Linked DNA regions of Mus musculus: region 2 is linked to region 1. The links are chromatin loops, found by intact Hi-C in ENCODE. Cell type or tissue: gastrocnemius. All regions are shown on one strand.

Region 1 (8,000 bases):
ATTATTGTTGCCTTTGGTTGTCTCACAATGATTGATACTAAGCCCCTATTGCTGTACCCCTATACAGCACAGTTAGTACACAATGCTCAAAATTATTTGATCTGAATCAGATCTAAGAGTATCTTTTCTAACTTCCAGGTTACCAGAAAATAACTATGCAAGATGCCAAGATAGAGAGGCAATTAATAGTCCTACCCAGTTGTGATACCTTTCAACCATGGCAATGACCAGCATGGTAAGATATCCATAAAGGTATGGTAAGTGGCACTCACACATTGGCGACAACCAATGACTGTCTAATTGCACTTAAGCCTGTTTAACAGGAGGGATACCACGCATGTTCCTCGAAACCTACCCCACTTTCAATGTCTCATCTCTTAGAAGAGCCTCTACTACCATCACTTTATCAGTCCAGATCTATCAAACCTTTATCAGAACGCTTTTCTTTACAGAAAATGGAGACCATCACAGAAATCCACAGCTGGACACAATGCAGACATCAACAGATCCTGGGTAGCCCTACCCCACAACTACGTCACAACTCCTGCATTTATGGCTCTGCAAACATCACAGAGAGGGGCTAGGAAGACTGTAAGAATGAAACACCAGAAGTTGGCTGTGAAACAGTCTTTCCTAGAAATGCCTGCATAAGCAAAATTTGAACAATGGCAGTATCAGTAGACTTGTTGATGTGGAAAGGAAAAACAACCTCACAGGGGCACATCTGTGGATAAGGCAACTGATGACTGCTGGGAATGGGAGAGCTACCCTCTACCTGGGAGGAGCTCTCTATTTAGTTATCCAATACAAACAGTATCAATGAAACTGTACATAAACAAAAAATAGAATGGACTCGGTAGGTTGTATTTGTGCATAAATATATGTAGCAATAATAGTGGGACAAGAAGAGTTTGAGCAGTTTGAGAGTTGTGGCAACTTGGGAGAAAGTGCTATAATTATATTTTAATTAAAATATGTAAAAATACATAGAAAAAATTCAATAAATTTTCTTTTGTGAATAGGGCAAACGTTTTCATACTTTCTGAAATGGATCTAAACATGTTCCTGCATTTTACACCATGCATTTATGAAGAATGGTGGGTGCTCTTAGAGTTGATGTATAAAAATAAACATTGAACACTTGGACAAACCTCCAAGATGTTCTGTGTCTTGCAATATCAAATAAGCAGTTAAGATTTAGGTCCTTATGTGAACACTAACAAGCATGTGTATGTTATTAGTTTAGTTTTTAATAAATTGTAAAATTGTATGTATAGTAGATAATTGCCTTAATTTTCTGTAATGTGTAATCAGTGAACATATACCTATTTTCTAGACATACATATCAATAGTCATGTAAAAACTTTTCAGGTATGAAGTGGTTATGAGTGTAGAGTTTAGGAAGCCTTGTTCTTGACTGTCCATGTGTAGATAATTAATATTTGTGGGTATAGGTGCTATTTATTCCTCATCTAACAAGTTTAAAGTTTGTTTTTAATAACAGTAAATAATGTGTTAACATAAAGTTAGCATTACAGCTTTAAAATTTTTTATTAGATATTTTCTTCATTTACATTTCATATGTTATTCCCAAAGTCTCCTATACTCTCCCCCTGCCCTGCTCCCCAACCCACCCACTCTTGCTTCCTGGTCCTGGCATTCCCCTGTTTTGGGGCATATGATCTTCCCAAGGTCAAGGGCCTCTCCCCCATTGACTGCTGACTAGGCCAACCTCTGCTACATATGCAACTAGAGACACAGTTCTGTGGGGCAAGAGAAAGTAAACAAGGAGCTAAAGGGGTCGGCAACCCTATAGGAGGATCAACAATATGAACTAACCAGTACCCCCCCAGAACTGTGTCTCTCGCATTACATTTTTAAGGTCATAGTATTGTTAGCTATACACACATGGTAGTGTTGAATAGTGTAAGCTTAAGACCTTGTGTTTTATTCTCAAGAGTCTCAAAATATTTTCAATTTATCTCTTAATTTATTCTTTAGCCCATTGACTATACAAGAGTAAGTTATTTGATTTCCGCATGCTTAACAATGTCTCTGATTTTTACTTTCATTTTCTTATGGTTGGAAGTGATGTGTGATGTGGCTTATATCTTATTTAATTGGTTAAGATTGTTTTGTTCCCTAACATTCTATTTATACTATAGAATTTCCTTTTGAACTTGGGGATAGGTGTTCTGAGGCAACAGGGCACCACGTTCTTTATATGTGGATCTTGTCCATCTGTTCTTAGTTTTTTCAAACTTACTGTTGGCTCACAGGTTTCTGTCTGAATGGCCTGTCTGTTATTAAGAGTAGGATATTATGATTTTTTATTTTTATTGTGTTACTGTATATTTCCCAGGTTCTATCAATGTTTGCTTCATACATTTGGGTGTTCTGACTACAAATTCTGCTGAATTCACTGTTTTTATCCCCCCCCATGTATCACCTATCCATCTATCTATCTATTTATCTATCTATCTATCTATCTATCTATCTATCTATCTATCTATCTATCATTTTTTTGTTTTTCATGACATTTTACATTTTAAAATATATTTTTCTGGTATGTGTGGAGCAACCTCTGTTTGTTCTCATTTCATTATTGTTTGTAAGAAACATCATTTATAGTTTGCTTTTAGCCGTTACACATCTTTAGAGTGTATCTCTTGGAGACAGCAAGCGGTTGGATCTTGTTTGTTCAAAATCCATTCAGATATTCCATTTCTATGACCAGGAGCTTTGATCGATGTATTCAAAAAATTTATTATAGAGAAGAACTTAGACTATCTCTTTAGCAATTGCTTTTTGTCTGTCTTACAGTTTTTGAGGTCTTTTCTCTGCCTTTCTGTTTTGCTGTCTACTTTTGTAATGGATACTTAGCATCTTCTTGTTCTTCTCTGTCCATAATCTAAAGGTATCGTCTTTGTGTTCACCGCAGGGTTTGTGTAGCATGACTTATGTTTATAACACTGACTTTAAGATGACTTCAGCTTATTTTCAACAGTGAATGCAAGTTTTATGTTTTGTTTTATTCCTGAATTATTTTGGGAATGGGCAGACCTTGTGTGTAATCAGTAAATGTTCTGACTTTGAGCCACATCCTCAGCCCTACGTGTTGTCATTAATGTCACAAATTATAGTTTTAAAGCTGTATTCTTCATTTATGTCCAGCACCATAGATGAAATACTGTATGAGGTGAAATTTCACACTGCTATTATGGTATTTCCCTAGTCTATGCATTTACTTGACTATGCATTTCCCTTCGCCATTGAGCTTTCTACCTTCATTGCTTTCATGGGACTCTTTATCATCCTTTAAATTCAATTAAAATTATCTTTAGCATTTCTTATTTTCATTAATGTAGTGGTGATGAAACCCCTCAGCTCTTACTTATCTGGGAAGGTATTTCTGCTTTATTTCTGTGGAGACTATAGCCATATGTAGTATTCTTGATTGACACTATTTTTCTTTAGCACTTGAACATATCATTGTGTTTCCGTTTGCCCCGCAAGCTTGCAATGTGAAATCCCTTCTTATTCTTACCAGGCTGTCTTTGTATGTGACAAGTCACTTTTATTTCTGTGCCTACAAAATCCCCTATCTTTGATTGTTGACAATGTGATTGTAATTTCTCAGATGCGCTTCTTTGGTTTAATCACAGCTAGGGTCCTTTAGACATCTAGATGTCCATTTTCCCTCACAGGGTCACTTATTCACACCATCTTATTATCTGCCTCTTTTCTGTTCTCTCTCTCATCTTTGTTTATTGTTTTTAGCACTAGGAATTTATCCAAGAACCCAATAAACTCTATGGCAATCTCCCATCGCTTTCTTTCCTAACCACTCTACTTTATGATAGCCTCTCATTTCCGTAGGATTGTTTTATTCTCTTTTTGTGTTCATTTTTACTATGCTTCTGATTGGATAATGTCAATGTCTTTGTGACTGCTGATTCTATCTTGTGAATGAAGTTACTACCATTGTGAATTTTCAGTTCTATTCTGTGTTCTTTAGCTTTGAAATCACTGTTTGGTTATTTAAAAAAAAAAAAAGAGAGAGACTTGATACTGTTATTCTATTCATTATGTTCTTGTGAGTTGATTGAATGTAACATGGATATTTTGAATTCTTAATTTGGTCATTCACTTAACTCCATTACCTGAAGTTAGGCTTTGGAGATTCTTTTGTTCCTATGGTTGGGCCATGATTTCTCAGGTTTTTATGTATGCCTTGTACCTTTGTATTTGGTTGTACATTTGAAACACACCTGCCTCTATATCATTTTACTTCAACTATGTACAAGGAAAGACTTCCACAGTCATTTGAGGTCAAGATTCCAGAACCTCGTCAAATTTGTCTAGGGATACATTTTTCTATGCTTTCATGAATAAGCCCGGCAGAGTTTTGCTGGCTTAGTCTTCAGTTTGTAATCTCTTCCTCCCTCTAGTGTCTATCTGTAGTATTACAAGTTCCAACGTGCTAAACTATGTGCCTTTCCCTGAGGCCTTGGGGACCATCAGGAACCTGTGTTGGGTAAGCCAGAAACCAGTCTCTTTGAAGGTCCCTGAAGAGCTGGGATTTTTTCTTTTTTGGACACATGTCCGCTCCATTCACCCCTTCCACTCCCAGAGCCACAAGCTGGGCTCTCACTCCCTAGGTGGCAGGCTGTGCCAGTTTCTGTTTGTGGTATTACAAGTTCCCTGGCACTGACATGAGCTGCCGAGCTCACTTTTGTTCTCTGCAGCCCCTAGGCATGAACACTGTGAAGTATGTGAGAAGGAAATTAGTTCCTCGAGAGAAGAGACTTTGAATGCAAAATCTATTTTTCTCTTTGCCCTCCCCCCCGCCCCCCAAGGAAGAGACTGATAATTGGACTTTTGCACTCTGGAAAAGGAGACGTTTGATATGGAACGGCATCTTTTACTACATCTTCTCTTTATATCTACCACCTCTTTTACCCCTCCCCCTCTCTTCCACACTCCCTCCTAGTTTCCTTATTTTTTTTCCAGATCGACCAGTACTATTCAGGCTGGTCTTGAATTTGTGTTCGTCTTACCTCAGCTTCCTAAGTAGATGGGATTAAGGACGGGTCCCTGCACTTGGTTTGCCACTCTCAGCATGACTATTCTTGGCTTTGAACTTATTTCTAGGGTTCTCATGAAGGCATTTCCCACTCACATGTGTCATATTATAGTCACTCTTTCTATGAGGACAATGAGATTTGGTGCTTCTGATTCCACCATCTTGCTAATATCATCGTCCTCTGTCTCTTAAATAATGAGAAATGAAAGCATTCCCCACCCTCATGTGCGGAGACACTAAGTCTTCTTTCCCATATGCCGCCTGAGACCTTCTCCCTATCTTTATACAGTTGTATTAACAACGTATCTTATTCAACATGGTCCATCCCGGGGCTCTAGGCTTCTAGGAGCAGATGCAGTATTACATTTTACTCAAGGTCTTGTACTGGAGAACCCCATATTTCCTAAATATATTTAAAAAATAGTGGAGAACATATGGGTGTCTGTGTCTATCAGGTTCTAGTGTTGAGAGCTGTTGTATACAACTGTCCTAGTTAGCTTTAACTGTCAACTTGAAGGCTAAAATCACCTGAGAAAATGAAGTTTCAATTGAGGGATGGCAGAAGATGGGCTGGCAGAGGCATGTCTGTGGGGGGTTATCTTAATTATCAATTGATGTAGGAGAACCCAGCCCACTGTGGAGGGCACCATTCCTTAGGCCAGTGTTTCTCAACATTCCTAATGTGTTGACTTTTTATTTAATACAGTTCCTCATGTTGTGGTGACCCCCCAACTATAAAATATTTTCTTTTGCTACTTCATAACTGCAATTTTGCTACTGTTATGAGTCCTAATATAAATATCCAAGCTTTCTCATAGTCTTAGGTGACCCTTATGAAAGGATTGTTCATCCCCTAAATGGGTCATGACCCAACTGCCCTAGGCAGACAGGCTGCATAAGAAAACTAGTTAAACACAGGCGTGCCATAAAGCCAGTAAGGTGATGTTCCTCTATGGTTTTGCCTTCAAGTTCAAATTTAAAATCTGCTCTGTCTTTCCTTATTGGAGGTCTGTGACTTGGAAGTGTAAATCTCAATGACAATAACAACAACAACAATAACAACAACAACATCATCAACAACAACAACAGACAGCAGCAGTAACAACAACAAAATGCTCTTCTCTCTTAACTTGCTTTTGGTCACAGGGCTTTGTCACAGCAATGGATGCAACTAGACAAGCAACTTGGCATCTTTTCCCATGAAACTCCTTCCAGAGCTCAAAGCAAACCTTCTCTTACTGAATATATTCATACACATGTATTAAATATTTATGGGTTGTCTAATTGCAAGATCAACGATAGTCCCTGCTTCAGAATGTGGGGAACACTAGGACAATAGGAGCCCTTAGGTAAAAGCAAAAGCAGGTTAGTTCGCTTACTAAGTCTTTCCTTTACAAAAGGGTTGACTAACGTAGATTTCTGGCCAATGAAGAATTATTTTGTAGGGTGAAGAATCCTTTCATTGCTTTTTATTTCTAATTTGATATGAAATATTCATCAATTTATGTCATATACAAATGTATATGTATAAAATGTACATGTATAAAAAGCAGTTAAAATGACAGATGAAAACATTTTGCCACAGTCAAAAATTCAAGTTTGAGCAAAGGTTTAAGTAATTTATATATGAACAGTGATACCCATCTTTTTTCTTTACTGTATAGATCAATATAAATAAGTGATAGTCTTTACGATGTAATCAAATTGGTTTGTAGGGTTTTTTGGTGGAAATACTACTAACTTACTGTGTTATATAAGATAATTTTGATGCAGCATTTGAATATTCAATACAATATGCACAAATCTTTAAAAATATTATTTTAATTTTGTAATTTGTATTTATTATTTTAATTGTTCCTGACTCTGAAGCATGAGTTTTCTATCATTAATAGGAACTTAAAGGTTACAATGGCTCAGGACCACTGTGTTATTCTGTATTGCTATTGAATAAGTCATTGAATAAGTTATAGAAATCCACAACTGTCCAAAATGCAGAGAACCACTGGCCATGTACCCAAACCAATGGATGCATCTACACTATAACCCCTATACCTAAGACTCGGGGAACATTGCAGAAGAAAGGGACAGAAAGATTGTAAGAGCTGGGAAACAGGCTATCTGCTGTGAGATAGAGTATTTTATACATAACAGGGAAGTTACCCTATGAAATGTAAAGAATATTGTTCCTTAAACAAGACAGGAATAACACATCATTTGGTATGCCAGTGTAGATGGGGAATCTCACAGGGCCTTATCCTCAAATGAGGATCCAAAGGCAACTAATGGCTGCCATGAGAGGACAAATCAGTCTCCTTTAAGGGCAGGTCATATTTGATAGCAATAAGCCCTTAACAAATACAGATATGAGCAACATTAAATGGGATCAGTAGGCTGTAGTTATATAAACACATGTACACACAGACACACCACCACCACCACCAACAACAATAATTAAGGAAGAAGACATCATGGATTTGAGAAAGGAGTGAGGGAGGCACAGGAAGAGTCAGGTGGTAAAGGAGGTAAAGAAATTATGTAAATATAATATTGATGTGCCAATGTCTTGTATGGTTTCCAGGGCTTTACATCACTAGGGTTGACAAGGGAATGAAGAAATGGCAGCACACACAGAAACACAGAAAAGTTGGGATTCGGTGGACTGGGCGCTATCTGATGGAGAAACTGCAGGACTCTAGAAGTTCAGCATGTTGACTATCAACTTCCAAACATGGACAAGAGGAAGTCTTAGCCACCCTTCTGAGCTTCACCTTTCGAGTGTGTATGTGTGGGGGCTTGTGCCATTTTATCATGAGTCTGAGGCTATAGTTCTTGGCATGGACATGCACATATCAATAGCACATATTCACTAAGGACATTAGGCATTTAGGACTTCCTTCACTCCCAACATTCATCA
Region 2 (8,000 bases), 550 kb before region 1:
TCTTTGGACTTCTTTCTCCAGGAAGAGAGACGTTACTGTATTCACTTGGCAGGTGAGGAAACTGAAAATCAAGGTGAGAAGTAATGTGTTTAATATCCCGTGACCAATGAAAGAAGGGAGTGGGATTCTCTCCAGTTCCTTGGTTTCTTTGATCTGTTTTTTCCTCCTGCTTCTCCCCATCTCATCCCTCCTCTTCCTCCTGCTTCTCCTCCTCCTCCTCTGTTCACCCTCTCCTCATTGACCCTCTTGAGACAGGATGTGTGTAGTTCAAACTAACTACAAACTCATAATCCTCCTGTCTCTGTCTCACAGGCTACAGCCTTGTATTACCTCACCTAGGGGGACTCTGGTTTTATGCTTAGCTTCTCTCTGTAACATCTCTGTCCTCCAGGGTGTCAAGGCTGCTTTCTTCCAGGATGAACCACATGATACTAGGTTCTTACATGACTGGTACTCTGCTGGGTGATCTACTTGCATCAGTTGTTTTCAATCCTTCTCATGGTCTTTGACCGTAGGCACCACACTCATTTCCACTTTGTAGATGGAAAAACTGAGGCCCTTACTATAGCAGAGTTCAGAAAATAAGATATCAAGATGTAAACCCTAGACGACATTTCTTGGGATACCTTTTCCTGCTTAGTTGAGTCAGGTTTCAGAATTCAGCCAAATGGCAGCCTGGGAATGAACAAGAAGAAGACTTGCATTACTGTGCACTGAAACCTTTACCAGGGGTCCTTTCTTTGGTGATGGCATTTACAATATGCTACGCTAAACACATTTTAATTCGTCAGATATCTATAATGATCCTGTAATAATCATTCTCATCTAACCAATAGGAAAACTGAGGCACCAGCCAATGCCATAGAGCTACTAAAATGGAGAGCTAGGAGTCACCTGGGCCAGTTTGGTACTTGATTCCACGGTCTTGATTTACAATGTTGTCCCATGTCCAAGCGCTGTGTTGCATACCACCTGACCTAGATGATTTGGATTGACTTAGATTTCAGTTTCATGAGGCCAAATTATAAAGATCAATGTGATTGGGGACTGATATGATTTAACTTAAATGCTAAGGCAAGTACTAGAAAGTTGCTCAATTAACTTGAGTCAGGAATGCTTCGTAAGGACTGATTGTGCCTCTTCAATAGTTGCAGTCAGAGCCAAATACTAAATGTGAGGTGATAAATCAATCACCTAAACTGCTTGGCATGTGAGCGTTTAGCGATTAGTAGGTATTTATGTCCTCTTTGGTCTCTACTATGTTTACTTGTGCTCTACTGTGAACCTGCACTCATTGCCTGTCACCTCTCTGCCACTCTGACTTCAACATTCTTCTCTACTCAGCTTAATCTTTGTCTCTCCAGCTCATGACTAGTCCTGTTCTCTAGCCTTCCTGTGATTGGCTTTGACCAATGAAATGTGAGCCAAAGTGGTGGGAGTCTATTCCAGATGTTAAAAGCTATTATGAATCCTGCCAATACCTCCCGCAATGGTCAAACACTATCTGTTTTCTGTCTAGCGTCCTAGAATGAGGCAATCCTGTGCAGAGGTCTCAGGCTACCCACAAGAGACGTGTTAAGTAAGATTAAAATCTTCATTGCTGTGAGATGTGGGGTTATTTCTTTGATAGTATACACAAATCTAATGAATAGATAAGATTTTATAAGCTGCTGTGGTTTGAAGGTGAAATGTTCCCCTGCAGGCTCATGTTTTGAATACTTAGTCCCCAGTTTGGGAACTTGGTGTTTTGAAGGCCCCAGGGTCATTAGGTGTCATGGCCTGGCTGGTAGAAGTAGGATGCTTGAGGACTTTGAAGGCTATACTTTCCCTGGTGCTGTTCTGTGCTGTTTCCTGGTCCATTGTGATTCGAGGGGGTCTCTGATTCACACACTCCCACCACCAAGAGTCCCACCCTGCCTTCCACAGTTTGACATATGGAAGCCCTGACAAAACTATGAGCCCAAACAAGTCTCTCCTGTTTTTGCCACATGTCATTTCAAAGTGATGAGGACAGTAATGAGTGTGCTTTAAGAGGGGGAAAACCCATTATGTGCTGCAAGCACATGCAGCGTCTTGACTTCAAGGTCAGACTCCCTGTTGCACCAGAGAGTTTCCTTTCTTCAGTTTAATACACCTTCCCTGGGGTCCCTTTGAATGCAGGTACATTTTACATAGTGTTTCCTTACTGCTCATTATGCAAGAGTCTCCTTCCCTCTTTTGCTTTGTCAGTTATTATCTGTGACACTGGCCTCAGTGGCCTTCAGAACAATGTGAAGACTCATCATGACTGTGGCGCTGGGCTGATTTGAGTGGACTTTATTTTATTTTATTTTTTTTAACTACTAGACTACATGGCTCAGAAGAACAGATACCCAGTTTTTGTTTACTTACTAGTCTTAGCATTGGCATAGTTTCTGGCACATGGTAGACACTTCACCAGTATTGCTGGTAAGCAGTTAACAGAATGAAGATCTGGTGATTACTGGGAAAATGTAGGCATCTGACTTCTCAGATTAGAATCACACACAGATGATTATTCTTTGTATGGCTTCCAGTTACTAATCTCTGTTCAGGAGCCTCATCTATAAGAGGATAAAAACTAGACTCGCCTCACAGTGTGGCATCAAGCTTTAAAAAAATAGGTTAAATGTGTGTACTCCTAGTTTGTGTCTCTCCCTGCCTAGCTCACTGGTTTATACTCTGCTGGTGAGGCTGGGACTGATAGTTTTCTTGGTTCAGTTTCCAGACTTTCTAAATGGCTAGCTACTACTAGTTCCAGCCAAGAAACAAGGAACTAGTACTAGGAACACTGGTGTGAGCCAAGAGGAGGAGAGAGAGGAGAGAGCTCGCTGCCCACAGTGTGGTGACAACAGTGTGCTGTTCACAGTGTCACAGGAGGTAGAGGCGTGCAGCATTCTCCAGCTGCTTCCAGGATCCCCAGCTTCAGCTAGTCCTTACTCCATAGACACCTCAGCTTCATCCCGATTTCTAGCACTAGCCATTCTTCTCCCAGAGCTCCTAGTACCAGCCACATAGTATTTCCTCTCTGATGGTGTGCGCCTGTATCCCCCAAAATGATACAAGTATCAGCCATGTGTATTCCACCCTTAGTACCTGATCCTGTCTCCTTGTATCTCTCGGGATCCATGGCTGGTGGCTGTGCTTTCTAGTTATATAGTCCAGGGCCATTTGGACCCCCTCCCCTCTTGGGATCCACTTCCTGACTCCCATAGCAAAAAACAGATCACATAGGCAAGCATACCAGACACACAGGAAGCTCCAGGTGGGATCTGCAAGCTTGCATTGGCCCAGGCAGGTAGAAGGCCAGCAACACTCTCCTTGGAACCCTGTGAAAGACCCTATACACCTAGAATCTGTCAAGGTGAACGCAGAAAGCCCGACTTGTGGGGAAAGCACCAGCCCACAACACAGCTCACTCACCCCAGGCATTGTGTACACAGCAAAAGAGGACACGGCTTCCGTAGCATTAGCAATTTTTTTTTTATTTTTCCTTTTTTTGTTGCATAGGAAATGCAGTACTTGCTTCCAGTAATTGTATTGTAATGTGAGAAGGTGGTAGCACTAACGGTTGAATACAAGAGTTAAACTAATCCACACCAGCACAAAAACCCTGTGGAGATTTAGTTGATAAGAATGGACGCCCACAGTGATTCTCAACCAATTACAAGTTTTCACAGAACACAGTAAACGAAAAGGGTAACTATGAGAGTCAATACACATATGCTAGAGGCACAGGGGGCCCGGCTCATAAAAACAATTTCAGACCAAGTTATTAACACGGGGCGTTTCGTTTCACAAGAGATCTCTTTTTCCATCATTTGAAGTTTTTAATCCTTCCCCCCACAATTTGAAAAGAAACCAGAGGCACTCTGAGCAGATTTGTTTTTTTCTTTTTTCATGTGTGATGGGAAAGGTATGTAGGAGAAGCAGAGAAGGAACCATGGACTGGGCCTTGACAGCCTTCCTAAGGACCTACTGGGACCTGCTGGCACTCCTCTAGCCTGGCTGGCACCTCGGTGGCAAGGCAGCCGAGTTCAGCGGGGAGACAATGGTCTGAGGGAGAAGAGAGCTGGCAGCCCCCTTACTGCATTCTCACATGGCCAGACATCTAAGACCTTTAGTGGACAATAACAGGTTAAAAAAGAAAGAAAGAAAAAAAGCAAATTTACAGACCATGACCAAGAAAAAAATTAAAAAAACAAGAGCAGTACAATTTGCAGTCAAAGCAAAGAGAACACAAGCTTTAGGTTTTCGGAAAAGCTGAGCGTTGAACGGCAGGAAGGATGCTCTGTTTCTTGGACACCACTTGCCTTTAAAACCACGGGAGAGACAGGAATCTTCACATTTTAAAGTTTGTGATATTTTCTGCCATGAGCTTGCTCTAGTTAGATCAGAGGTAGCACTTCTCCTGTATCCTCTTGTGGTCCAGACACATTTTACAAAGTTAGTGTTTCAGTCCCAACAGCACAGTGAGTCCACATGGAGGATGCCTGACACACAGAGGGGTGCATCCATGTGCTGTATCCCATACTTAAGTTCCCCTTAGCCTTGTGAGCCTTACTGGGATCCAGTCCCCATATAGCATCCCTCCAACTTCCTTAATGCAACCCTTGGGAGAATGAGAGGCAAATGGGTGCTATTGGGGGGGGGGGGAGTTAAACAAAGGAAATATTCAATTTGGGAAGAAAATATATCCAAATTTAGAGAGAGAGAGAGAGCAGAGAGAGAGAGAGCATATTTTTTAAAATCCCGTGTTAATAGCAAACTTCTTTCTTATGAATCGGGCCCAAAGTTTGTACAGAGTTATATTTTTGAAGAAAATATTGCATCTGTGCATGTAACTAAACAGCTAAGTGATTTCTTAAAGTTCTTTTGTTTTGTTTTGTTTTTCTTTTTACTACAAGGAAGTCTGGTGTGAGACAGATCAAGCATGGGTACACTGTCCATTAAGGTTCTTCTGTGTCGTCTAGCTTCTCTTGAGGGTCAAGAAAGTGACTCTCACTTGGAAACATTCTCAGAGTGGTTTTGCAGCAGAGTTCTTGAAATTCAAATGGTAGTTTTGAGACAAAAATCTCACCAGATACTGATTTCTGAAATCAAACACCCATGCTTGTCCCTTAGGAGAAACAAAAGAAAACAAAACAAAACAAAAAACAAAACAAAACAAAAACAAAAAACAACAACAAAAAAATGAAAACACACACAAGTAATACTGAATTTAAGTAAGTGTACACCTCCAAGATCCTGACGACAGCTGGAAGGAAGACCGAGTTCACGTTCTCAGTGAAATACCTCAAACCTAGCCGATAAGAACCGAGGCAGAAAAAAAGTCTAACAGAACTCTGAGTAATATCATACAGTCACTAAGCATTATGGGATAGCATGCATAATATTGTACGGTTATTTTACATCACCTATACCAGAGGTCCTGACTGACAGACAGCGAAGGCTACCGGTGTAGAAAAGTCTTACTTCAGAAGAGCAGTATAATACAGGTTTCACAGGCACTACATTTTAATATATCAGGTATTATGCTGGTTTTCTTATAATTCTTTCTGTCCTAAAGCTGGCATTATAACAATGACCAAAAAGGCAAGGATTGAAGTAAACGGAAAGTAGATACCAAAGTTGATATAGTTTTTTTTTTTCTTCAGATAGATTAGTGCATAGTTCTCATGCAGGTAAACACTGCTATGCATTTACACTGTTGGGAAGCAGAGTGAACTGAGCCCGAGTTGTCACATTCGTGTGAATCATTTTGTCAGCCTGTAATAGCACCATGTAATGGATTTGCATTAAACATTAAATTGATTTCAGAACTGGTGACACAGTATTCACTACAGTTAAGTGCTATGGAATAGCTTCAATATACCTGCTATATATCAAAGCAATTTTCATCCCACTGCTTTTTTTTATTGGAAAAATAAAGGGGAAACATTCATGACACTAATTGGATGAATGCACAGCCTCGGAGGTGGAGAAGGCAGAGTAGGTTACTGTCGAACAGCACGAGCATGCATTGACTTCAAGACAAAATGGCCTCCGAAGGCGATGGGAAAGGAAAGCCATGCCAGAGGGGCGGAGCTAGCAGCCTCTGGGAGTGTCTAGGATGGACTGGCGGGCAGGCTGGAAGGCACCACCCCAACTCTCCTTACTGACCACACTTCTTGTATTTTACAACAGTTCAATGGAGGCCTGCTACCAGAAACCAGAAGGGAAGAAGCAGCAAAAGAAAACCAGAGAGACAGACAGTGAGAAAGAGAGAAGGAGACAGGGAGGGAAGGAGGAGGGAGAGATGGGGGACTGTGGGATAAACTCTGATGTAAAAAAATATCAAATGACAGTCTTAAAGACCAGTCCCCATCAAAACCAAAACCAAAACAATGAAACAAACAAAAAAAATCCCCAACCCAACAACAATAACAACAAAAAACAAATCATGGGAGAAAATGTTTTCCTTTGCAAATACCTCATGATATGGTTGTTATAGAGCTTGAAGCACACGAGGATAGAGATTTGGGAAGGTGAAAGACAGTAGTTTTGAGATGGAGTTTGCATATTCTTGTGGGCTGACTGAATACAGAACAGCGTGACTAGAAAGTTGGATCCTGCGCTCTTGGACTGTTGGGAAAGGAAAAAAGGAAGCACGGAGGATTGAGGCTGGAGGGCCTGTGGGAGGCCATCCGGATGGTGGGGAGTGAGCCCTGCATAGGCAGTGAGCTTTTAGATGTCATGCCAGGCAGTAAAGAGACAACCTCAGTGGGAAGTGAAGGGCTGGAGGATGGGAGAAGGGCACCAGAGAAGACTTCTGCCCAGGACAGTTTAGAAAAGGAGCTTTGTGGTGGCCAGGAGAGGGGCCAAGGGAGAACATTTATTGGAAAAATGCTGAGAGTTAGACTTGGTGCCTCTGACTTCAGTTCCCAAAGACAAAAATGGGGGGGGGGGAGTCATTTGAGGGACCATCTTTACCAATTGTGTTAATGCCATTTGATGGGAGAGGAAAAAGCAATTCAACATGTCTCAGAATCAAGTCTGGCTTCCAATGCTGACAGCTCTTGGGGCTGTCTGTCTCTACACTCCTGTAGCAAAGCCTTCCTCAAGCACCTTGGCTCAGCTCTTGACCTAAACTGCCTTGGTCGGTGTTGCATTTGCTTCCTGCTTGATGACAACGGAACTACAATTTCCTGCTGCTTTCTGGACAATGAAGCATGAGCAGACCAGAACTTGGTGTACTGACTACTTAATCCTTGGTTGCTGTCACCCTATGCTGCCTCCACAGTGGTTGAGAGCCTTTAAAAACATTTTTTTTCCTCCTGCAAATCTGTTGAGAGTTCCCTACTTTTAGCTTCATTAAACCTAATACAATAAAATACCTTCAAAAGTACAGCACACCTCTGACGTCCATTTGTAATGGTTCTTCAGTAGACCTACACTTCTCAAGCATAGGCATAGGCTATACCATTGGCAGAAAAATAATTGCATTTAAATACTTTAAAAGTAGAAAAAGAAAAAAAAAAACCCAAACCAACCGAACAAAAAAGAAACGGGAAAGTTTTAAACTTAATCCCGTTCCCACAAGGAGGTGGAGAAGGAAGAAGAAGAAGCAATGCTGTGAACGCTGCCTTTGTAATGAACAATCAGAGATTTCACTAGGCTAATTTGACAGAAATGTTTCCTCATTTAGACAACATTACAAAAGTCCTGCATTATAAAATAGGGTAGAATAAATCAGTGTAATCAATAAAACTATACAACGATACAAATTACATATCTTCTGAGTGGGCAGTTTATTCTCTCTCTTTGCAGTCGAGACTACAACATGCTCACTAAAAACAACTAGAACTGCCCAAACTATTGCTTAGTTTGTTTTGTTTAAAAAAAGGGTGCAATTTTATTGTATATACAACCAATTTACTGGTAATACCTTGGCATTTCGCAAGGTTCTGACAAAATGTTTGTCTAGGCTTTTTTCCCTTCAC

What was found. A loop is a pair of places that touch in the nucleus more often than their neighbours do. Peaks named below come from ENCODE experiments on the same cell type or tissue, not always from the same donor. Only the 100,000 strongest peaks of a DNase experiment are listed, where the experiment ranks them.
Region 2: a loop joins it to region 1, with 4 times the contacts of the local background. A loop is called at or near these places in 5 of 42 quality-filtered maps.

Annotation. Positions count from the first base shown.
Region 1 is chr4:97,561,417-97,569,416 of GRCm38, reverse strand. It overlaps E130114P18Rik (RIKEN cDNA E130114P18 gene), which reads left to right. Exons shown (of 3, transcript NR_015513.2): 2 at 139-235; 3 at 453-1,542. Among named protein-coding and RNA genes, the nearest start is that of E130114P18Rik, 19 kb to the left of the region's middle. In gastrocnemius, a CTCF peak has its summit at 4,462 (motif pointing left); a DNase peak (open chromatin) is centred at 4,650.
Region 2 is chr4:98,114,354-98,122,353 of GRCm38, reverse strand. It overlaps Nfia (nuclear factor I/A), which reads right to left. Exons shown (of 11, transcript NM_010905.3): 11 at 3,478-8,000. Among named protein-coding and RNA genes, the nearest start is that of Gm34784, 7.7 kb to the left of the region's middle. In gastrocnemius, no CTCF peak of the experiment used is centred here; a DNase peak (open chromatin) is centred at 4,026; H3K27ac peaks cover 1,285 bases.